3 separate regions of the Homo sapiens genome follow, and all the other regions are linked to region 3. Evidence: read pairs that join two places in POLR2A ChIA-PET (ENCODE). Cell type or tissue: OCI-LY7. All regions are shown on one strand. Links, peaks and the distances in the headings refer to the core of each region. The heading gives the core; the rest is flanking DNA.

What was found. ChIA-PET counts read pairs that join two places held together with the same protein. Peaks named below come from ENCODE experiments on the same cell type or tissue, not always from the same donor. Only the 100,000 strongest peaks of a DNase experiment are listed, where the experiment ranks them.
Region 1: POLR2A ChIA-PET joins it to region 3 with 7 read pairs; 4 of 35 experiments call an interaction of 5 or more read pairs at or near these places.
Region 2: POLR2A ChIA-PET joins it to region 3 with 5 read pairs; 10 of 35 experiments call an interaction of 5 or more read pairs at or near these places.

What each region holds. Positions count from the first base shown.
Region 1 is chr5:119,241,391-119,249,271 of GRCh38, forward strand. DMXL1 (Dmx like 1) reads left to right here. Exons shown (of 44, transcript NM_001290321.3): 43 at 2,969-3,186; 44 at 5,605-7,737. The coding sequence ends at 5,829. Among named protein-coding and RNA genes, the nearest start is that of MIR5706, 91 kb to the left of the region's middle. In OCI-LY7, for the core only: no CTCF peak of the experiment used is centred there; no DNase peak of the experiment used is centred there.
Region 2 is chr5:119,276,662-119,284,542 of GRCh38, forward strand. It overlaps a transcript of TNFAIP8 not described here. Among named protein-coding and RNA genes, the nearest start is that of TNFAIP8, 75 kb to the right of the region's middle. In OCI-LY7, for the core only: no CTCF peak of the experiment used is centred there; a DNase peak (open chromatin) is centred at 1,640; H3K4me3 peaks cover 707 bases; H3K27ac peaks cover 163 bases.
Region 3 is chr5:119,400,978-119,409,355 of GRCh38, forward strand. No RefSeq gene overlaps it. Among named protein-coding and RNA genes, the nearest start is that of HSD17B4, 47 kb to the right of the region's middle. RefSeq lists enhancers at 1,044-1,612, 3,420-3,920. In OCI-LY7, for the core only: no CTCF peak of the experiment used is centred there; a DNase peak (open chromatin) is centred at 4,240.

The DNA.
Region 1 (7,881 bases), core at 1,494-6,493, 160 kb before region 3:
CAGGCGTTGTGGTGGATGCCTGTAGTCCTAGCTACTTGGGAGGCTGAGGCAGGAGAATGGTGTGAACCCGGGAGGCGGAGCTTGCAGTGAGCTGAGATGGAGCCACTGCTCTCCAGCCTGGGCGACAGAGCAAGACTCCGTCTCAAAAAAAAAAAAAAAAAAAAGATGAATTATCTGTCTGAAATGGCAGGCAACTACAGCTGCAGACCTCAATTTGTGGTGCATATCAAGCAATTCAACTTTTTTCTTGTAATGTCTTGACTTTGGTCTGCTTTTTGGGAGCACTTCCAGCATTACTAGTGGCATGTTGTATGGTTCCCATGGTGTTATTCAAGGTTTACACTGTTGCACTAAATACAATGAAAAATTCACAAGTGCCACAGGAGATCACTTTTCACTGCAATATACAGTTTACTGGAGAGAAGACCTGCTCACATGGAGATGATGAGCATCACACAGCATTTTAAGTATATACTCGCAACACTTGAGCTAACTGCAATAGCAACAGGAGGTGGCTACTAAATTATAACAGTAGTACAGTATGTACTATAATTAATTTTATGTACTTATGATTTCATACTGTATTTTTGTTTACATTTCTCGACTGTCGATGGCACCACTTACAATCTGTATTTGTGTGCGTATGTTTCAATAAATTTAACTTTTTGTAATTTGTGTATATTTTATGGTAGTAAATGATAAAATAGACTAGTATCTACATATGTTTTATGCATTCATGGCATACTTTTTCTTAATTTTTTGGATATTTCTTGGCTATGTGGGTTGTCTGCAAGTTTTTTCAAATTATCTCAAATCTTTAAAAAATGTTCCAATATATCTATTGAATAAACCACATCTAAGTGGACCCACACATTTCAAACCAGTGTTGTTGAAGGGTCAGCTGTACTAAATTCAGTTGCTTTTTGATGCATCAACAATGAACAATTGCAATTTGAAATTTAAAGAATATTACCATTTACAATAGCACCCAAAACAATGAAATACTGAGACATAAATCTAACAAAATATGTACAGGGTGTGTATGCACAAAACTATAAAAATGATTTAAATCAAAGAAGATCTAAATAAATGAGTGATACTCCACATTCACAGATTAGAAGACACAATATTCTTAAGATGTCAGTTCGTCTTGATTTTATAGATTCAACACAATCCTAATCAAAATTCCAGCATGCTACTTTGCAGATATCAACAAACTGATTCTGAAGTTTATATGGGAAAGCAAAGGAATAGCCAACCAAATACTAGAGAAAAACACACTTGTGGGACTCACATTATACTATCTGATTTCAACACTTATAAGCTACAGTAATCAAGACATTGTGGTATTAGCTTAAGAATATACATATAGATCATAGAACAGAATGGGGAGCCCACTAATAGACTCACATATATAGTAGACTTATGTTTAATATGTCACAGAGGCAATTCAGTGGAGAAACGATAGTCTTTTCAACAAATAATGCCAGAACAATTTAATGTCAACATATAAAAAATTGAACCCAGATACAGACCTCACCTTTCATAAAAATTAACTCAAAATGGACCATAAACCTGCATGTAATATGCAAAATAATAGAACTTCTGGAATGAACTAATTGGATAGAAGTCAGAATAGTGATTGCTTTTGTTGGGGAGGAGAATTGACCATGAAGGGGCATGAAGGAACGTTCTGGGATGATGAAAATATTCTGTACCTTGATCTTAGTGATGGTTACACAGATGTATTCATTTGTCAGTGCTCATCAAGGTATATACTTAAAAAGTGTGCATTTTCCTCTGGGAAGTTATATCTCAAAGTGCTGGTCAAAGTTCCTTCTCTGTAATTAATTTTATTTCAAGTCTTACAATAATAACTAAGTGTTTAGTTTATGCCATGGACTATACATGATCTGCATATATTAAATCCTCAGGCAACCCTATTAGGTAGGTGATAATCTCTTTTACAAATGATGAAACTGAGACTTAGGTAAGTAATTCAGCAGAAGTACACATTTAATCCCACACAGAAACCAGGATTGAAACCCAGGCAATCTAACTCCAGAATCCTCACTGTTCATTATGCAATATTCTCCTTGAGCTATATGCAGATTTTTTTCCCTAAAATTTGTTAGGCTGGACTCTTTTTTAAAGAAAAATAGTATCATATTTTTATATTTCTCATACTGCTGTGTCTTCAAATTCATGAATCTTTTATTTTACAAGGCTTAATCTGCTGTTAATCCCATCCAGTTCCTTTTTTATCTTGAGCCTTGCTGTTTTTAATCTGTTAAATTTTGATTTAGGCCTTTCATGCCTCTAATTAACTTAAAATTATAATGGACTTTTAATTTCCTTACCTACTAATTCTGTCATCTCTATTATTTCTGGGTTAGTTTCAATTGATGGATTTTTCTTCTCCTTATGGGTTATATTTTCTGCTTTATCACATTCCTGTTAATTTATTATTAGATGGCAAGCATTGTGAATTTTACTTCATTAAGTGCCTATTATTTTTGTATTCTGTAAATGTTCTTGAGCTTTGCTCAGGGACAACTTACTTGGAAACAGTTGAATCTGGGGGACCTTGGTTAAACAGGACCAAAGCAGCATTTGGTCTAGGGCTGATTTTCCTCCGCTACTGAGTCAAATGCTTCTGAGTACTCCACCGAGGCTGGTACGGAACCAGTTCAACCAGGGTTCCTCTCCTGGTGCCATGGTCAGGAAACTCTAAGTAGTAAGCTAGGGCAGTTTTATGACTCACCCAGTTTGTTTCCCATCTCTCAGAGATCATTCTTCATTACCTTATATCCAGTGTCTGAAATCATTGGTTTTTATATTTCATTTGATTTTTTAATTGTTTCAGGCAGGATTGCAAATCTGGTCTATTATTTCACTTTAGCCAAAAGCCAGAAGTCTATTTCTTTTATTGTTAAGTGTTTTTGTTTTTTTTTTAATTTACTTTCAGCATTTACCTGCCATGACAGTGGAGCCACAGTTTTAGCATATGCTCCAAAACATCAGCTACTAATATCAGGTGGCAGAAAAGGTTTTACATATGTATTTGACCTTTGTCAACGACAACAGAGGCAGCTTTTCCAGAGCCATGATTCTCCTGTTAAAGCCGTTGCTGTTGATCCAACTGAAGAGTACTTTGTTACAGGATCTGCCGAAGGCAATATAAAGGTAAACACAGTTGATGCCACAACATCTACAAAATGAAATCTTCAGAAACCTTAGCTCTTTAATCGTATTGATGACATCAATCTATTTAAATAATAGTTATATTAATTCCTTTGTAGTCAGCAGTGCTAATTGCTATTTAATCTTTCAATGAATGGAATATTTAACTTGAAAATTTTCTATTTTTCAGTTGTTTGAAAATATGTTTAATTCATACTAAAACACCAAATTTTCCATGAATATAAACATAATTCAGATATTAGAATTTGTCTTGACTCCATGTTCAGAGTTACATAATTTACTGAATTTAATTTCCAGGGGCTGAGAAATGTATTGATATTTTCTTTTATCCCACATTGCTCGCCAGTTTTTCATATATATTATTATCTAGTCCCTCAGTGCCTAATTCAAGAATTCTGGATAAACCTTGCCTTTAGCAGTCCTTTTCAGAGTCCATTGTGTTGAAAACTTAAGACAGGTTTTTTCAAATGTTAAGCAGCTTGTTAAAAATGTTAAACAGCTTATTAAATATGCAAATTGCTGGGTCTCACTCCAGAAATACTCAGTTGATAAGTAAGTCCAAGACTCAGGGATCTGCATTTTAATAACACACCTAGTAATTTTAATGGAGGGTCTTTTGGCCCTGTTTGGTAATTGGTAAATCAGTTTAGACTAATCCCTATGTTATTTTAATGGTCAGCAACCCTAGACTAGGGGGGTTTAGTTTCATCGAATTTATTAATTTAAGCACTTACACTTATTTAGTAGAATCAGATGGGTTTTTTAAAACCAGCAAATTGTTTTCATAATTCTCAACCAGGAAAAGACTAGAATTATGGAATTTTTAAAAGCCTTTTTCTTAAAATCAAATATATATATACCAACAGAATTATTTTCCTTCAGTTTGAAACTACTTTCTTATTTGGACTGACTCTCTAGTTTAGAATATGCCATAGTTAAGTCGGTTCTTTTTTTTTTTTTTTTTGAGACGGAGTCTTACTCTGTCGCCAGGCTGGAGCACAGTGGCACGATCTCGGCTCACTGCAACCTCCACCTCCCGGGTTCAAGCGATTTCCCTGCTTCAGCTTCCAGAGTAGCTGGGACTACAGGCGTGCGCCACTACACCCTGCTAATTTTTTGTGTTTTAGTAGAGATGGGGTTTCGCCATGTTGGCCAGGATGGTCTCGATCTCCTGACCTTGTGATCCGCCTGCCTGCCTCTGCCTCCCAAAGTGCTGGGATTACAGTTGTGAGCCACCGCACCTGGCCTAGATTGGTTCTTTAGTTTGTACTTTGATCCTGTGGTTTATTGTTTAATCAAGGTTAAAAAAAAAAAAGAGTTGAAAATATACAATGTATTCAGAAGCCCTAATTTAACAAATTCATATGCAGGGTAGTATGAATTAATGAATTTCTTAGAGTAAAGAAACGTTTAGAAAAATGATCTCCAATAAAACCAGGAAATAAGTAGGTTTCGCTAAACCTAAAATACATGTCCTGAAAGCATTTACGTTCTTCCCATAAGTAAAGATGCGTATAATTTGCTTTACAGGCACATTTATTTTGATAAGGGCTGGAAATACAAAATCTTAGTAAATTAAGTATCCTGAAATTGTAATAATTGACTTTGTCTTATAGTTAAAATATAGCTTTGCCTGGTCAGAGGGCCTCTAGGTGTCAAGTACTTCCCTCTTTCTAGCTGTTCTGATCCCTGGTGAGCATTCAATAATGTAAAGAAGAGATTACCTTACTGTACACCTATACGGCAAAAGCTCTGCTGAGAGATAGGAAACGTTGATTTTAATCCCTACAGTATTGTAAGTTTCTGTAGCATTGTACACTTAACCTCCTTGTTACCTACATTGTTTCTCTTACTCTCTTACTAGATGGATTTTTAAGTATTTTGTGTTAAAGCAATTGGTAGATTACAACACTCTATACAGAATCAAGGTGTTATGATCCTAGGCCTACACAGATTTTTCTCTATTTTTGTTTTGGAAATTCCTTACTGCACAGGAATGCAGGCCTAAAATTTTTATTTGGTTTCTTTTCTTTTCCTTTTTTTTTTTTTTTTTTTTGAGATGGAGTTTCACTCTTGTTGCCCAGGCTGGAGCGCAATGGTGTGATCTTGGGTCACTACAAACTCCACCTCCCGGGTCGAAGCAGTTCTCCTGCCCCAGCCTCCTGAGTAGCTGGGATTACAGGCATGTGCCACCTCGCCGGGCTAGTTTTGTATTTTTAGTAGAGATGGGGTTTCTCCTTGTTGGTCAGGCTGGTCTTGAACTCCTTACCTTAGGTGGTCTGCCTGCCTTGACCTCCCAAAGTGCTGGGATTACAGGCATGAGCCACCGCACCTGGCCTCATTTGATTTCTTAAGGTCATCATCAACCCTAATTTTCCGTTTGTTCTTAATATCTTTCAGATTTGGAGTCTCTCTACCTTTGGTCTTCTCCATACTTTTGTCAGTGAACATGCTCGGCAGTCCATTTTTAGAAATATTGGAACTGGAGTGATGCAAATTGAGACAGGGCCTGCAAATCACATTTTCTCCTGTGGAGCTGATGGAACAATGAAAATGAGAATACTGCCAGATCAGTTTAGCCCTTTAAATGAAGTGTTGAAAAATGATGTGAAATTTATGCTATAACATTTTTACAATAAGATGTACAATTTATTACCTATATGGAAGTGGCCAACAGATATAATATACAGTGATCATTCTCTATGCCACAAATTAGCTAATGCTTTCTTGTTTTTATATTTATTTTATGGAGCTTTGCCCTTGATGCACTGATGCCTTAAAAATTAACAAGGTCATTCAGAAGTAGATTACATTGCCTAAAGTAGAATGTGTAAGTAATGCTGTAATAATACATATCATAGTATATTATAATCAGTATGTCATAGTGTTAAAGGTGTTTTGTTTTCTTATTGATACTTTTCCACAGGCATCTCTGCATGAATTTCTTCCACAGTAAAAATACGTTTTTTGTAAAGGCAATTGTACATAATACTCATCACTTAATTCACCACACTCTCACTTCCTTTATTAGCCTTATACATCTCAAACTCTTCTCTTAATTAATGATAGGTATTTGAGTAAGAATGAAAAAAATAATGAACATCTTCATTAAAATTGTCATTGAGACGTCAGTGATAAATGAGCTAGATGGCTCAATATGTAAGGTTTTCAGTAGTTTACCCTCCGGAACCCAAGTTGTATGTATGTATACGTGTGTGTGTGTGTGTGTGTGTGTATCTTACACATCTTATTTGAACTTAGTTGTATATATTAGCGAAAACTGGTTTTTCATGTGTTTTTGTGCCATAACAACTATTGCCACCAGAATAACTTTTTTTTTGCAACTGTGCTTTTCATTTTTAAAAAATTTTTGAATTCCCATCCTAATTTTCAAATAAGTTTCAAGGAGACTATCAGGATTATTATTTTAAAGATTAGATTTAGTCAAATAAGTCTTAGCAGGCAATAAAGTTTCTGTGGTGGCATATATCATGTAAGACACTTAAAGTAAGTTTGTGAATTTGTCAACTTTCGAGCATCAAACAAATATTTTACTTAAATTTTATTTTATCTTATTTTTAGGTGCTTTTAATCTCAAAATTCTGAAAAGCGAATAGCAGTGTTTTCAGAAACAAATGTGAAAGCAGTCAAATTAAGTAGATACTATTTAGAAATGTAAAATACTCTCCAGATCTACCATTAATAGAAAATAAACTAAACCTTATATTTTATTTTTGCCAAAATATTTTATTATAAAATATGACCAAAATATTTAAAATGCACAATGCTTTTAACTTAAATGTGCTAACCCTGTTTCTGTCTGTTTTGTGCTGTACCTTTTCTGATTCAGAATTATAGAAAACTTGATAAATACTTGATTTTAACCAATGAGACTACAGGCAGATGGGACTAAGTGTTTATGGGACAATTATGTACTATTTAACTTAAATATATTTTGTTTAATAGGAAATATATAATAATAGCATTTTATGTAATAAAATATGGGCAACGATTATCTTGGAAATTAAAGAGTCAAAGCAAAGAAATGAAGGGCTGGTAAAATGAATTTTGTAATATCCTCAGGATACTTTTATCTTAAAAGTATGTTGTTAAAGATTTTGTAAATTGTATTTCAACAATTTTAAATGTGTTGAGCAAGTTGCAGTGCAAACACTGTCATTATGTAGAGAGTTTATATGCACATAATAACCTGTACCTATAAATCGTGCAATAACCATATGCGACTATTTTGCCATGGAGAAATCTGACAGCATTGCAAACAATAGTATTGTTTGATGTAGTTAACCTTAAGTTATTTTTCAGTAATTTCTTCACAAATCAAGATTCAAACAGCTTTAAACACTTCCAATGAGATAAAATATTTACTATTATGCTTATTAGAACAAAAGGTGTTTAAGGATGAACTAAATATTTTAATTGAGCATTTATATGGATAATCATACATTATGTAAGCCCATATGTATTTACATCCAGAGTCATAATATTTTAAATAAACAATCATGCAGAAACTTTTTTAGGGGGTATACTATTGTTTTAATATCGTTGCCAATTTAGCTGACTTAAAATATGTGACATTTTAAAATCAAGAATTTCCATATTTGTATTTGGTTAATGTAAGGAGGATGGAATAACTTTCCCGAATACCCTGTTCTTTTC
Region 2 (7,881 bases), core at 1,494-6,493, 120 kb before region 3:
TCTCTGTGCACAACCCTGGTGTCTCTCCCTCTTCATAGAGTGCCAGTCATATTAGATTAGGGTCCCACCCTTATGATCTTATTTAACCTTAATTGTTTATTAAAGCCTGTCTCCAAACACAGCCATACTAGAGATCAGGGTTTCAGTATATGAATTTGGGTGGTACATTTCAGTCTATAACAATCGCCTTTATAAAGGATATTAGTTGTCCTCCTTTACACAGGGAGGATCTTTTCAGGACCTGCAGTCTATGCCTGAAACTGCACATAGTACTGAACCCTATATAAGCTATATTTTTTCCTATACATATGTACCTATGATAAAATTTAATTTATAATTTAAGCACAGTAAGAGATTAACCATAATACCGAATAATAAAATAGAACAATTATAACAATATATTGTAATAAGATTTATATAAAAATGATCTTTCTGTCTTCACTTTCTCTCAAAATATCTTGTATACTGCACTCACCTGTTTTCAGACTGCATGGTCTGTGGTCACACTGCAACTGTGGAAACCGAGACCATAGATACGGGGGACTACTGAGGAGACCACACCGTTTGTGTTGTGATTGTCATATGGTTTATTTCTGTATCTATGTATAATCCCTACAAATTATAGTTACTTTTTTCTTTAAACAATGATCTTTTGAAGAAATTAAAACAGGAGAAAAATACGCATTTACTGTGTGTGGGGCTTTTGATTTTTTAGTGTAGACACAAGTTTCCATCAGGGATTTTTTTTTTGTCCTTCAGCCTGAAGAATAAAAATTTTTAATATTATAGCTCACGTCTACTGGCCACAGATCCTCTCAGCTTGTTGTTTGTGCGCACACTTGGCGTCTGTGTGTCCAGCTCTCCTCTTATAAGGATACCAATCAAATTGGATTGGGGACCACCTTAAGACTAATTTTAACTGAGTCACCTCTTTAAACATTCTGTTTCCAAATGCAGTTGCTTTCTGAGATATTGGGAGTTAAGTCTTCAGCATATGAACTTTTTGGTGTTTCTTAGTCTGTTTGTACTGCTGTAACAAAATATCTGAGACTGGGTAATTTGTAAAGAACAGAAATTTATTTTCCACAGTTCTGGGGGCTGGGAATTCAAGATCAGGGCACCCACAGATTCAGTGTCTGGTGAGGGCAGCTCTGGGCTTCCAAGAGGGTGCTTTCTTGCTGTGTCCTCACATGGTAGATGAGATGGGAGGTGGAGGGGCAAAAGGCACTGGGGTACACCTTTCAACATCTTTTGTAAAAGCACTAATCCACTCATAAGGGTGGAGCCCTTATGACTTAATCACTTCTAACCACCTCTTAATACCACCACCTTGGGGTTTAGGTTTCAACATATGAATTTTGAGGGGAGATACACCTTCAGACCATAGCAGGAGGGACACAATTCAGATCATAACAATCGGGATGTTTTAGACTGCAATTAAGCAAATGCCAATGAACAGTGATTTGAATAGTAAAGACATTAAATTGTCTTATATGAAGGGCAGTCTGGGATTGGGTAGATTCAGGATTGGATCCTTGGCTAAACAGTGTCATCAGGGACCAGTTCTATCTATTCTCATCCTTAGCATGTTACATTTTTATCTGCAGACTTGCCTCTTTGTGGGCGGAAATAGCTTTCTCAGCAACAGGTATCACAGGTTCCTGCCAACCTCTTTTTAAGACAGGAAGGGGGAGAGAGAGAGAGAGAGAGAGAGAGTGTGTGTGTGTGTGTGTGTGTGTGTGTGTGTGTGTGTGTGTGTGAAGGGTGGACACAGAGGGCAGCAATAAATTGCTTCTCTAGTAGTGTCTATCCCTTTTCATCCGGGAGTAAAATCTTTCCTGGAGCCTCTTTAAGCCTCATTGGCCAGAACTGAGTCACAGCCTTAAGGGAAGCTGTGAAAGTGAGTATTGGGCATTGAGGGAGAACCTCTATTGTGGGAGGTTGGCTGTGCCCATAGGGGAAGGGGAGGGGCATGGTTACAGGGTGGACAAGAAGCATCTGTACTAACCCTGGGCTCCCATTCCCTAAAGGCCAGTTACAGCCATCAGTATTCCTGATACTAATAATCCCAGGTTTCATTGGAGTTAAAACTAACCACCCATGATGGTAGTTGGGAGGAGAAAACCAAATAATAATATGGAAGGTGTTGAAAATCACATATACATAATTACTACTAGCAGTGACTTTTTCTTATTCTTTTTCATTTTAAAACTGACTGGAAGTATCTTGAAGCAGTGATTTTTTGATGTTAAAGGTCATGGGTTTATAAAATAGCACTACTTACTTTGGGGAAAGCATCCTACATTCCAGCCAGAAAGGTATCCATCATATAGAGAATTCCTTAATTTTCCAGAAATGTTTACCATCCCAGTAATCATGGCAAACACTTGTTGAGTACGTAGGGTGGGCCAGCAGGCACTGTGCTGAGTGCTTTATACACATTATTTAATTTCATCTTCAGGAGGAATCTATGAGAAAGATACTATTGTTAAGCCTTGTTTGCAGATAAGGAATTGAGGCTTAAGGAGGTTAAGTAACATGCTGTGAATGCCTGGCCACGCTGGGATTTACACTCTGGTGGCTCAGCTGCCCTCCCATACTTGTGCTACAGGGTGTTACTCTTCAATAATACTGCCACAAACACCCTCTTTTTCTGTGAACTCTCAAAGGCTGTTGCCTCTCCAACCAGTCTGGTTCTGCTACAAAGCTTGTCTCCATGTTTCATTCTTCACATTTTGTTGTTTTTAATAGTAGAAGGATGAACCATGGTGGTGTGCAGAGCTGGTCATGCCATACCTCATGGAGTGTGAGATGTGTCATCTTGTATTTGTGAGAACCCAATGCCCGACTGTTCATTGCAATTCTGGTAGATATCTAAGAGGTTATTTTGTTATTTTATTTTTTTTATTTATTATATGTGTTTGTTAGAGATAGGGTCTTGCTCTGTTGCCCAGGCTGGAGTGCAATGGCTATTCACAGGCACAATCATAGCACACTACAACCTCAAACTCTTGGCTTCAAGCAGTTCTCTCGCCTCAACCTTTTGTGTAGCTGGGACTACAGGTGCATGCCACCACACCCAACTCTAGGAAGTCATTTTGAATTGAGATTGCTCTTGAGGTATTTTGGAGCATGTCATTTGTTATATGCTTTTAAAAATAATTTAAAGTGTTATAAGGCAAATTTTAATTAAACAGTGTACATTCAGTTATTTACCTTCAAAGTGAAAAGTTCATTGAAACAGTGTTCGTAAGATGCTGGTTCCTGTCTGATTTATTACTGGGTCCCTACACTTTTCCACCTAGCACTGAGAGACACGTTGCAATTTTTTCCGTCAGTTGGCTACTGTGCTGATATGCCTAGATTTTCTTAATGCTTTTTTAATACTTTTATTGTAAAACATAAATATCAAAAAGCCACACAAAACAAATGTACACAACTTAGTGAATTATTACAAAGCAAACACCCATATATATCACTAGCATTTAGGTCAAGAAATAGAACTTTGCCAGAGGGACCAAAATTTTACATCCCATCCTGATCACATTTCCCTCTGTTCCTCCAAAAATAAATGCCATCCTGACTTTATAGTAATTACTTCCTTGCATCTCTTTATGGTTTTATTACCCAAATGAGCAGCCTGACCCACTGAGTTTTAGTCTTACCCATTAAAAAAAAAAAAAGATGTTTAAGTCTCTTTTAATCTACAGACCCCTCTACCAGAGTCTCCTTCCTTTAAATTTTTTTTTTTAATTTGTTGCAGGACCTGGGCTGTTTAATTTGTAGAGTTTCCCACAGTGTTGATAACAAGAAAGATTCACACTCACGGTACAGTTTAACTTACTGCTTTTCCCTCTGTTTCCTGTATCTGGATCCAGAGACTTGATCAGATTCAGGTCTCATCCCTTTGGCAAGATTACAGATGGTGGTGTATTCTTTCACTGGGAGACACATGGGGTCTGGTTTTTCCACTCTTTTGATGTTAGCAGCTGTTGATCCTCAGTGTCTCGATCTGTTAATTCAGTGGGGGCAATTGCAGAATGGTGATACTCTAATTCTATCATTTTGATTTTATTTATTAGCTGGAATAATTTTATAAGGATAGACGCCTTTTCAATCTGTTATTTGATTGCCCAGTGGTACAATTCACATAGGAAAGGGATGATAAATGCTTGATTCTTTCCTTTGATTTACTCAGTTTTCAAGAATTGATTTCATGTCATTCTCAGAAGATCACTGATTAGGGTTTTTTTTTAATTGTTATGAGCTCATGGAATTAAATCTTTTTTATAGGTTTTAGTCTATTGAAATTTTAGTTTTTACTGAGACTCAAATTGTCCCATCTTTGACCAATGGGAGCCTCTTCAGTTGGCCCCTAAGTCCTCCTGACCTGACCTTAGTATTCTTGTTAGTTTCCTGCTCTTTGATTTGTTAAGGTGATCCATGCTTGTCTTGTACATTTCTTGCCTATACCTGGAGTCAACCATTTTCCCAAGAAACCCTGGTTATTTTTTAGCGAGAAATGGTATTTCAAGACTATAGTCCAGACGCTGGGAATCCTCATTCACTGGAATGGTTAGTATTTATAGGCCTTTCCTCGGTCAGAGCTGGGAAACACACACACATACACACACACACACACACACTCTCTCTCTCTCACACTTACATGCAAACATAAATACTCATATAAAGATAAAATACTTTGTGAGTTCATAATGCTATTTCCAATTAAAGTTCAAGACTATAGGGTTTCTGTTTAACCTCTTATATATTACATTTTTATTCCTTTTCTTCCACACTTAGAATCCTGGTTTTTTGGTCACAAGGGAAATAGACTATTGTGTAATTACCTATTTGATTACCCCATATTACACACAAATCGTCTCCAAATAATGACATTAATACTACCATTACCAGCTATGATTACTGAAAACAATAAAAATAATTTCTTTGGCATATGCCATACTAATTCTTTCCCACCTTAAAAAAATGGTTTAGTACTTCTGCATCATCAGATCTTATTATTGTTATATATTAAAATATCTCCCTTTTAATACTCATTTAGTCTTATTTGTACAGGTTGTTGTATATATCATGCTTATCACTTGTCCTCATATCAGTGTCTCTAGACATTTTGATTGAAGCTCTTTCTCTAGTAGATTTAATAGGAGGGGATCATGAGAACAATATTCCCTAATTTCAAGTTGATAAAACTTGGTCTGTGACCTTTATAATTAAGGGTCACTGTTGTCTGATATAAAATCCTTGGCTCAAATTTTCTTTCCTTGAGAATCTTAAATATGTCACTCCATTTTCTTCTGACGTAAACTATTGTTGTCCGAAAGAGTCTAATGATGATGATCTCAATGTTTTCCTGCTATACGTGCTACTCTTTTAGCACTTTTCAGAGTATCAACTATATATCATTTCATTCAGTCAACAGAGTATGAGCATTCCAGTACTGTAACTAGTGAGCTGTTATGTTACCAAATCTGAGTGTGTGACTTGGTCAACCCTGTTCCCAAATAATCTCTTTCTGCTCTTGACCCAGAATAAGCCACTTACTCTCAGTAGCTGTAGGTTTTTTATCTTTGTAACATCTGCTGGACCTTGTAAAGAGTTCAGTTAACACTAAATATATATTTGTTTATGAAATAAATGCTGTGGAAGGATGTGGGCTTTTTTCTTTTTCTTATTAGCCTGTTGGGAACTGTCCCATCCCTTTGCCTCTTTTCCTCTGATCTGGTGAGGCTTTGCCTTTGTGCTCCTTGAAACGGGCCCTTCCCCTGAGCAGAAGGTATGTGGGTGCAGCACCCATTGGTTCTGGGTTGTCCCATGGATTCAGTGTCAGGTTTTCAGACTGTGTTCTTGTTGTATTGCATTTTCAGGACTAGCATGTTGGGAACTCCTGGCGCACAGAGTGTCTGACTCCACAGTAAGGCCACTGTGGTCCCCACGCCTGCTTGCCCTTTTCTTTGTCTACACCCTGATCTGTTCCTTCCTGGGTTTCACAGCCTAGGCCCCTGGCATGTGGGGCATAGACCCCAGCCTCTCTGTGACCTTCCTTTTCTGACCACTGCATCAGTGGGTGCCAGGGATTCCACCTGCCCAGACAGGCCCTTTCTTCCTTCCTGCCCTTTCCTTTCTTGACTGATCTTTTTGGTCTTCATTTCTTGCCCATCACAACCTTTTGCAGGGCACTACAAAATGGGACCCTTGGCCAAGATGTGACCCAGATGCATTTTGCTCAACTTATACACTGTGTTCAGCTTTTAAAATTTTCATCTCACTTAGTGGGGCATTTGTGCGAGTTTGGCCAAAGACTCTGCTGCTCCCTATTGTGTTCCTCCTGGTCGGTCATACATTTCATTTATCTGCCTGGCTTCTAGAGACAGGTGAGTTGGTGACCTCTGAACTTTGGTATCTCTTGCTTCTCAAAGCATTCACCATGTGGTGATGACCTTGGGCTGCCCTATTTTATTCATGACCTGCACTAGTTCAGCAAGACATTCTTGCCCTGGTTCACTCACCCTGTTAGGTCCTGGCCTGTGGGCCATTCCGACTTTTTCTTTCATCCTCTTGAGGATCCCAATCACATGTAATAATAGGAAAAAAACAATCTTATGACACTTAGCTTTTAAAAGCATTCATTCTACAAAAACAATGATGAAAATGATCAAGGAGTGATAGGCTAGGCATAGTGGCCCAAACCTGAAGTCCCAGCTACTCTGGAGGCTGAGGTGGAAGGATCCCTTGAGCCCAGGAGTTTGAGACCAGCCTGGCAACATAGCAAGACCCTGTTTGTATTAATTAAAAAAAAGTAATGGAATAATGGTTCTTCCCTGATGGATGTGAATGCTTAGGTGATCTCTTATTGCAGGTATAAAGAAAAAGGGAAACTCTTAGCCTTGGTCACACCAGGGAGAGCTTGCTGTAAGAGAGTCGGTGATATGGAAAAGCTGCCTGTGACTTGAGAAATTGCTCTTACTCCCTCCTTTTCTGTTCCTTGTCAGTGCCCTGAAGTAAGGAGTTGTAGAGTTGGGCTCTTCTCTGCTGTGGCTGGGCCTGTGGGAGGCAGCTCATGAGCCTGACTGCCCTAGTGAATTTCTTCCCAGGTGTAGTTTTTCAGGTCACAATTGAAGCAGTACTGGAAATGACTCTTTGCTCCTAAGAATCTTCGAGACAAATAAGGACTTGGGTTAAAAAAACAAAACAAAACAAAACTGTTTCTATTCCATTTTATTAATTCAGCAGAAGTCATACTGAAGACTTGTTCTTCGCCTGTTCTCAGCTGCCTGTCTTTTTGCCTTTTGCCTCTGGTTAGCCCATGTATGTGCCAAGTGTGGCAGTAAAGGCTGAGTAGTTTTTGACCACTTACTATGTGCCAGGCACTGTGCTAAGATCTCTCTGTACATTGCCACATTCTTCAATGGCAGTTTGAAATAAGTTCTATCATTATTATCCCCATTTTAAAGATGGGAAAACAGACTGCAAGAACTTAAGTTGTTACCCAAGGTCAGAGGCAATCTGATGTTCAAATCCGGTGGTTTCTAACCATATTGCCATAGTTCCTCTTGCAGGAACTATGCCACCTAGCCAGCTTGCAGGGGCTTGCTGGAGGGCAGTAACAGAGCTGGGTTCCAGAGGCTGCAGGATGGAGATCTTGAATATTGTAGAACAGTTCTTCAACAGAAAAAAAAAATCTTTTGAACAGATTTTTCTCAGAGCTATTTAAAAATCCCTGATTTAGGCCAGGCACCTATAATCCCAGCACTTTGGGAGGCTGAGATGGGTGGATCACTTGAGGCCAGGAGTTCAAGACCAGCTTGACCAACATGGCAAAACCCCCTCTCTAATAAAAATACAAAAATTAGCCCGGCA
Region 3 (8,378 bases), core at 1,439-6,438:
CCTAACGCCAGGCTGTACCCTGGAACTATGCAGTAACACCTAGTTCTTTACTGACTGGTGGGGACACTTACAATGCACAGGTAACTTAATACCGAACGGGGCTTCCCACGATGCAGATGAACCTAAGAAAGGCTTTTTTAGCCCAGCATAGGCTTTCTGATGTAACAATTTTCAAACAGTGTTTTGAGCTTTAAACTGATATTTTAAAAGCAATAAGCTCAAAGTAGCGGCCGATTTCTTTTTCAAAATCAGTGGCAAGTATGTGTGCTGGGGGCGGGTGGGGGAGGTGGTATATGTGAGACAGTATAAGTAGAAGATAAAATGGGCCATTTTTCCTTTATTTTCCTTTATAAATGCATGTTCCATGCATTTCCTTTAGTTCCTGGGCCCAGTGGCTCACACCTGTAATCCCAGCACTTTGGGAAGTGGGCAGGTCACTTGAGCCCAGGAGTTTAAGACCAGCCTGGACAACATGGCAAAACCCTGTCTCTACTAAAAATACAAAAATTAGCGGGGCATGGTGACATGCACCTGTAGTCCCAGCTACTCTGGAGGCGGAAGTGGGAGGATAGTTTGGATGGCTTGAGCCTGGGAGGCGGAGGTTGCTGTTAGCCAAGATCTTGCCACTGTACTCCAGGCTGGGCCACAGAGCGCAACACCTGTCTGGGAAAAAAAAAAAAAAAAAAAAGCTTACAAGTTATTTTTTTTTTTCAAAATAATAATGGTTATAAAAAGCCCCTGGCAAAATGTAGATTATAAATTCTACTGAATGGAAGAATGTAAAATAATATTTTAAACACTTTTTTTGGTTCATTTTGTTAAAAAACAGAGTTTTGCTCTGTTGCCCAGGCTAGAGTGCAGTGGTGTGATCATAGCTCACTGCAGCCTCGGCCTCCCGGGCTCAAACGATCCTCCTGCCTCAGCCTCCTAGGACGTTAGGCACTTGCCACCACACCCAATTAATTTTTAATCAACATTTAAGTAACATCTTATTTAACATTCTGATTCTTGGGACTATCTGAGTAATAGCAACATGGGAGATGCTTTTAACATTTTAAAATCGTTTATCTAGAAATTAGATTGCAGCCTGATTTATGAAGCTGCATAAACTCTGACTTCATATCCTTGTGCCCAGTGAAGCATATGTGTGTCCCTTGACCCCTCAGGCCAGGACACAGAAGTACATGGTTGAAGAGGTTCAGTTTGTGACTAGCCATGCCATAGGCCCAGATCTCAGTGGGTACTGCTCACCATTTGGTTCTGTCTGTTGGCTTGTCCCTATGACTACCCTGAGCTCCCTGAGTCTTGAAGAAGAAACATTAACAAAACAATCCATCCTCTTGCTGGCAAATGACTGGCAATCAAGCTCAGGAACACAGCCCTGAGGACAAAGCGCAGTGTGGGGTTGAGGCTGTGGCTTTCCCTGGGGCTCCAGACAAGACAAGGATCTTTTTCTTTTCACTCCCTTACATTCAGAGAGTTGGAGTGCAAGGTCCTTTTTTGAATGAATTACAAGACTTTCTAACACTTGCTAATTCATGAAAGAATTTTACAAAAATATGGGCTTTTGTAGTTCCAGTTTTAGTTTTAAAAATTGTAATCTCTTGACTAAACTGTGTAATTTCAACCAAGAACAATAATATAAACATGGCTGATTGCTTAAAAACCTACCCTATGTTCAGAATCAATTTGGCTTTTATTAGCAGGTCGAGAAAGATGTCTACTCTACTCTATTCTGCCTTCAAGTAGCCTTTGCCACACTCCCCTCCCCCAGACTCTAAAAGAAACAAACCCACCAACCGGACGTTGGCTCCCCACTCCTTTCAGCTTAAGGAAAGGGAAAGCTACTGTCTTGGTAAGAGACTCTGACTTCCTGGTTACTGTTAGCAAGAATTGAGTTCGGAATTCAAGACAAACTAAGCTTTTCAGTCTTTTTCCAATGGTAATTTCAATACATCTGTTTTCCCTAATAGCTCATCTTTAATTCCTCTGTTTAGTTCTCATAAATCTTCCATTCGTATATAAAGTTTCCTATTTTAGAAAAAGAGCCTGAAGTTCTATGTTGATGTGGTTCTCGTCACATAAATCATCGCAAGCCCAAGGAGCAAGAGATCAACCAGAGTGTCTAAGAAGCATGGTTTGGTTGCTCCTTTCCCTTATCTTTTGTGAGTATTTTCTGTAAATGTACTTCCAAGTAGGACTTGTGTTTTCCACTGACCGTGCTTCACACTAAACTACAGGAGTTGGGGAGTTCCAGCCCTGCCCGAGGGGAGTGGCATTCATAAACGTGTGTGGCTAATTCAAATTGGACAGGGTCAAAGATTCTTCTTTTTCCTTTAAACTTAAAAAAGTTATTATAGACTCATAAGAAGTTGTAAAAATAGTACGAAGAGTCCTGTGTCCCTTCATCCGCTTTGTCAAATGGTGACCTGTAATGTAGTACAATATCAAAACCAGGAATTGACACTGGTATGTTGGTGCTAGACTACAGACTTCCTTAGTTTTCACTGTTGTATAAATGGAACCATACAGTTGTAATCTTTTCAGATTGGCTTTTTTTTACTAAGCATAATACCCTTGAGACATAGCCAGGTTGTTGCATGTATCAGTAATTGATTCCTTTTTATTGCTGAGCAGTATCCTATTGCATGGATGCACTAGAGTTTATTCAACCACTCACCCATTGAAGGATATCTGGGTTGTTTCCAGTATTTTTCTAGCATGAATAAAACTGCTATGAATATTCATCCATAGGTTTTTGTGTGAACATAATTTTTCATTTCTCTGGAATAAATAGCCAAGGGTGTGATTGCTGAATTGTATGGTAAAGACTGCAAAAACTATTTTCCAGAGTGGCTGTGCCATTTTACATTCACACTAGAAATGTATGAGAGACTCTGTTTCTCTACATCCTTGCCATTATTTGACATTACCATTATTGTTTACTTTAGCTGTTCTAATAAGTGGGTAGTGATATTGCATTGTGATTTTAATTATGATATTGAATGTCTTTTCAGGTGCTTATTTTTTTGCGTGCTGTTTTGTTTTAAATTCCATGCATTTCCTTTAGTTCATTCTTTCATTTATTTCCCTCCTCTTCCTCCTTGCCCCCTCTTTCTCTTCTTCCCTTTTCTTCTTTCTCTTCCTCATCTTCTTCTTCCTCTTCCTCTCAGTAAACTTACTGAAGTTCAATATACAGAAAATCATAAGCGTACAGTTCGAGAAATTTCTCACAGAGTAAACATAACTATTAACTAGCAACCACATTAAAAAGCAGAACATTTCTATCACCCAGAAGTCCCCCACCCAAGGTAACTACTATTTTGACTTCTAGAGATTTGTTCTGCCTATTTTTGAACTTCATGTAAATGGAATCATTCAGTATATATATACTCTTTTGTGTCTGGTTTCTTTTACTTATAAGATTCATCAAATATTTTTAAATAACCTCTAAGACTGACTGACTACCAATTTTAGGCAGCAAACACCATGAGGATGCTCTCCCAGGTATGTTGTAAAGTCAAATATAAGAGTGTAATACCACTCTCAGCTCCTTGCTCACTTGAGCCTAATGCCAGCAATCAAGCCAACAATAGTTCTAAGGCCTGATAAACACCAAACGCCAAATACTGTATGGGATGATGATGATCATGGTGCTTATAAGTATATGCTGAAATACAAACAACTGAACCAATCCCCTACTTTGTATAGTTTCTCCTTGGTTCATCTTTTTTTTTTTTTTTTTTTTTTTTTCTTTTTTGAGAAGGAGTTTTGCTTTGTTACCCAGGCTGGAGTGTAGTGGCACAATCTTGGCTCACTGCAATCTCTACCTCCTGGGTGCAAGCATTTCTCCTGCCTTGGCCTCCTGAGTAGCTGGGATTACAGACACATGCCAGCACGCCCAGCTAATTTTTGTATTTTTAGTAGATATGGGGTTTTGCCATGTTGGCCAGGCTTGTCTCAAACTGCTGATCTCAGGTGATCAGCCTGCCTTGGCCTCCCAAAGTGCTGGGATTACAGGTGTGAGCCACCACGCCCACCCTTGGTTCATCTTTTGAAGGGAGGAACAGCTATTTTTAGGGATCACTTTGGTGAAGGGGAAGCAGACATGATCAAGAAGACTAATGAGCTTGAACAGGGATGCTTAAATGCTGTTTCCCTAAGGTACGATGAACCACCACCATCAGCTTTTCAGTATCTCAAGAAGTGACATTTCTGAAATTATTTGCATGACAATAGAGGCCAATTGTCCTGCCTGTTCCACCCTCTGCTTTTTCTCACTAGTAGCAGGGCTGCTGCAAGTTCCAGTCTGAAAACTTTTGTTTACAAGTGAGAGTGTATCAAGGGACGCTTTGACGTGAGTTCTCACAGATGATAAAATTATTCTTTGTTCCAGAAAAGACAAAGTGGCACATCTGAGGTAGTCAAGATAAGTTTTTGCAGAGATCAAATTAGTATCTCTAACTTTAATCCTTTCCTGTCTGCAGTCAATTCCGTTCCTTCTGCAGTTATCTTCTCATAGTGATGTCGGGATTCAGACATCCCCACCCTGAGTACGATGCCATGATCACGAACCATTTGCTGTGTGCTAACATAAGGCTGCTAGATGTTGTATACAGCACCCTCTTACCATGAGATATATGGTGTCATTCCCTTTTACAGAAGAGAAACTAACACTGAGAAGATTACACATTTTCTCAGCAACACAGCTGGTCAGGGGGCAGAGCAAGGGCTTGAACCCAGGACTGACACAGACCCCTGCTCTGTGCACAGCACCCTAGCACTCCCAGAAGGGTGGGTGGCTGAGGTGAATCTTCAGTATTCTCTTCTGGTTCCAGATGTTCAATTGCAGTATGTTCTATGGTGGGTCAAAGAAAGCTGTCTTCAAAAAATTATCTAACTCACCTTAGTCTTGTCTTTACCTATGTGTGGCTTGCTTATGCAAAGATCCAAGTTAGAATGCTGATATTTATTAGATGTAACAACTAGCTTGTTGCTGAAAGTCAGAAAATTGAGATCCTTACTATCATATCCACAGATCAGATGATTGTTAAACATATGAAGGGGGAGCCACTTACTGGCTGTGATCTTGTTCTGGTTTCTTATTTTCTCTGCCCCTCGTTATTTTCACCTGTTAAGGAGAGATCATTGTAGTATTTATATATAATCCACATGAAGCACTTGTGTAAAGAAGAGTGCCTCACATATAGCAAGTGCTCAATTACTGTTACCACCACCACCATCGTTGTCATTGCCCGGAGGATGTGGATGGGGATGTGGAGGTAACGGAGTGGTGCTGAGTGTGGGCTGAAGCCAGGTCTCTGGGCTGAGATACCTCTGTAGTTGGCAGCTGCCTTTCCTAAGGATATTCTAGTGGTTGAATTTTAGATTTGAAATGCACTTTAGCAATCATCCAGACTGTTTTAAAGAAGAAATCTGATGCAGAGGGAATTTATTTAGGAGACTTGCTTAATCCTTGCACCATTTTAAATGAGCAGTTTTTATGTGAAGAAGATTTAGATTTGGAGTGAAATGTTCATCTTCATTTTGAAAATATTCACCAATTATCATTTTTCATGTCTTTCTCTTTACTTTGGAATATAATAACACACTTAACCAAGGGGACCAGGGCTGTGCTAACAGTTTCATCCGACCAAAACCAAATTCCGTCTTAACATTCTGCTGGCTCCCTTCAACAATGACCCTTCTCATTCCCTGATGTCTGGCTGAGATCATGTTCTTGGTGGATTCCAGCTCCAAGAAAGGTGATTGGTCTGTTCCTTCTGCGTCACCCTTGTCTCTGGCTGTAGCTTTGACATAAATTCCATGTACGCAATATGTAAACCAGCCATATGAGCACCATCTGACAAAAGTCTTTCTTCTCTGTTAGCTCTTTAGGACAAGCTGAAACTTATCTGCTTACCTCTGCCCCCTTTGGTCTCTATTATGGCTCCTCTGTTTAAATCTTGGAATTTCCAAGGTCTTGACCAAGTGTGTGGAGGTAGCAGGGTGGGAGGGGAGAGGGATGATTGGCACTTGTTACATTACTCTGGATTCACATATTAATTCTGGCATAATAATTGCTGAGTGAAAGGTGCTTTATATTAACTGATTAAATCCGTACTTTGCCAGAACATAGGACCTCTGCCCATATGTTGGCATTGGTTATCTGGCCTGCATTTTAGGGACTGTCCTGATTTCTAATGTTATATATTATTGTTCTTCTGCATGCCTGGAGTTTAGTTAAAAATATATATGGTTGAATCCCTAGACTTATAGGGCATTTGGATCTATAGTCATGTATGTTTGTGGTTGTTTACATTTACTATTCAGTATCCATTCCTTGTTCTACTGTTCAAAACATCCTGGGGTGGGCATGGTGGCTCACACCTGTAATCCCAGCACTTTGGGAGGCCAAGGGGGCAGATCACCTGAGGTCAGGAGTTCGAGACCAGCCTAGCCAACATGGCGAAACCCTGCCTCTGCTAAAAATACAAAAAATTAGCCAGGCATGGTGGCTCATGTTTGTAGTCCCAGTTACTTGGGAGGCTGAGACACGAGAATCGCTTGAACCCGGGAGGCGGAGGTTGCAGTGAGCCAAGATCTCGCCACTGCACTCCAGCCTGGGTGACAGAGTAAGACTCCGTCTCAAAAAACAAAACAAAACAAACCCATTCCGGTTTTTCTTTAGAGCTATCACCCTTCCCCAACGCTCTATCCATGTGCCAATGTCACCTCTGATAACAGTTGGGCACATGAGCTGGATCTGGCCAATCACAGCATTTCATTCCTTTCACCACAGGGATTGATGCAGGGGTGAACACATAATGGATAGACTGTAGAGCACCTAGGACTTCTGCTTGAGATACATATAAGAAAACACTCTCTCTTCCCACTGGACTTGAAACTATGAGGTTAGGAACCTGGAGATTCTTGCAATCAATGTGCTCCCATGAAAAAACAGCCAGCCTGAGAAAAAAGTGAATCTGGAAGGCAGAGCCAAGAGAGGGGCAGAAAGGGAGTCCTGATGCTGTCCTCTGAGCTGCTCTTTCAGCCACACCTGCAGCCAGCCTTCCCCTGGGCTTCTTCAGGTTCAAGAGACAATACATTTTGGTTCTTTTGTTTCACTTAAGCCTATTTGAGTAAAGTCTCTTTATTGATACAGGATATTGCTAGGTTGATTTTGCATTCCCTGTGGAAAGTTCTTGCTTTTTTTTTTTTTTTTTTTGAGACAGAGTCTCGCTCTGTCGCCCAGGCTGGAGTACAGTGGCACGATCTCGGCTCACTGCAACCTCCACCTCCTGGGTTCAAGCGATTCTCCTGCCTCAGCCTACCGAGTAGCTGGGACTATAGGCACGTGCCACCATGACCAGCTAATTTTTTGTATTTTTAGTAGAGACAGGGTTTCCCCATTTTATCCAGGATGGTCTCGATCTCCTGACCTCGTGGTCTGCCCGCCTTGGCTTCCCAAAGTGCTGGGATTACAGGCGTGAGCCACTGCACCCAGTCAGTTCTTGCTCTTTTAGAGAAGAGAGAGGGAACCTAAGAAACCTCTAGTCCATGAACACTTTGCCTAGAAACAGACTAGAGAGCACCTGGCATGGGCAGTGGAGACGGACCAGCCAGAACTCAGAATTAAAGTCTATCCAGAAGTATCATGAGAATGTATGGATTCAAATCAAGATTTGTTATTTTTAAGCATTTGTGATCATTAATTTAAAATATTTTGTAAGTCTGCAAAGTGTCCTCAGGTTAAGAAAACAAGCCTTGTATTAATAGCTGGAGCTTGGGAAAGTTACTCATTTATTTGAGCCTCTGTTTCTTCATCTGTAAAATGACCTATCTCAAAGGATCATTAAAGGAGATAATTGATATTAAACATTCAGAACAAGATGTCAAGTACATCCTCAATAAATAGAAGCTATCGCTATTAATAATGCTCTAAATTTTTCCTTTTTGGATTGAGTGATGATGGATCATATCACATCTTTGAGTCAGAATTAGAGTCAAATGTAAACTGGGAGCACCAACTCGCTAGAAAGAGGATTCTGGATTTTTGAAACATTCCTTAGATTCACAGATTTGTTTTCTAGCTCTTCTAAGGTGGTAGGCAAAGGGAAACCTAAATACTGGTTGTTTCTTAGTCTCAGTGAGGGGCCAGGTTATCCAATGGTGTTTCCCTTGCTCAGTTAAGTTGTCAGTGACAGACCTTCTCCTGATGGAAGGAAGGAGTCAGGCCAAGTTTTGCCTCTTGGTCACAAATGAAAAAAAAAAACCCAACAAAACACAAATCAAAAAGCCTAATTGAGACTAACCCTCATTTAGTACCATGTGCCTGGCAGTATGCTAAACACTCTTGTGCACTGTCTTGTCTCTGT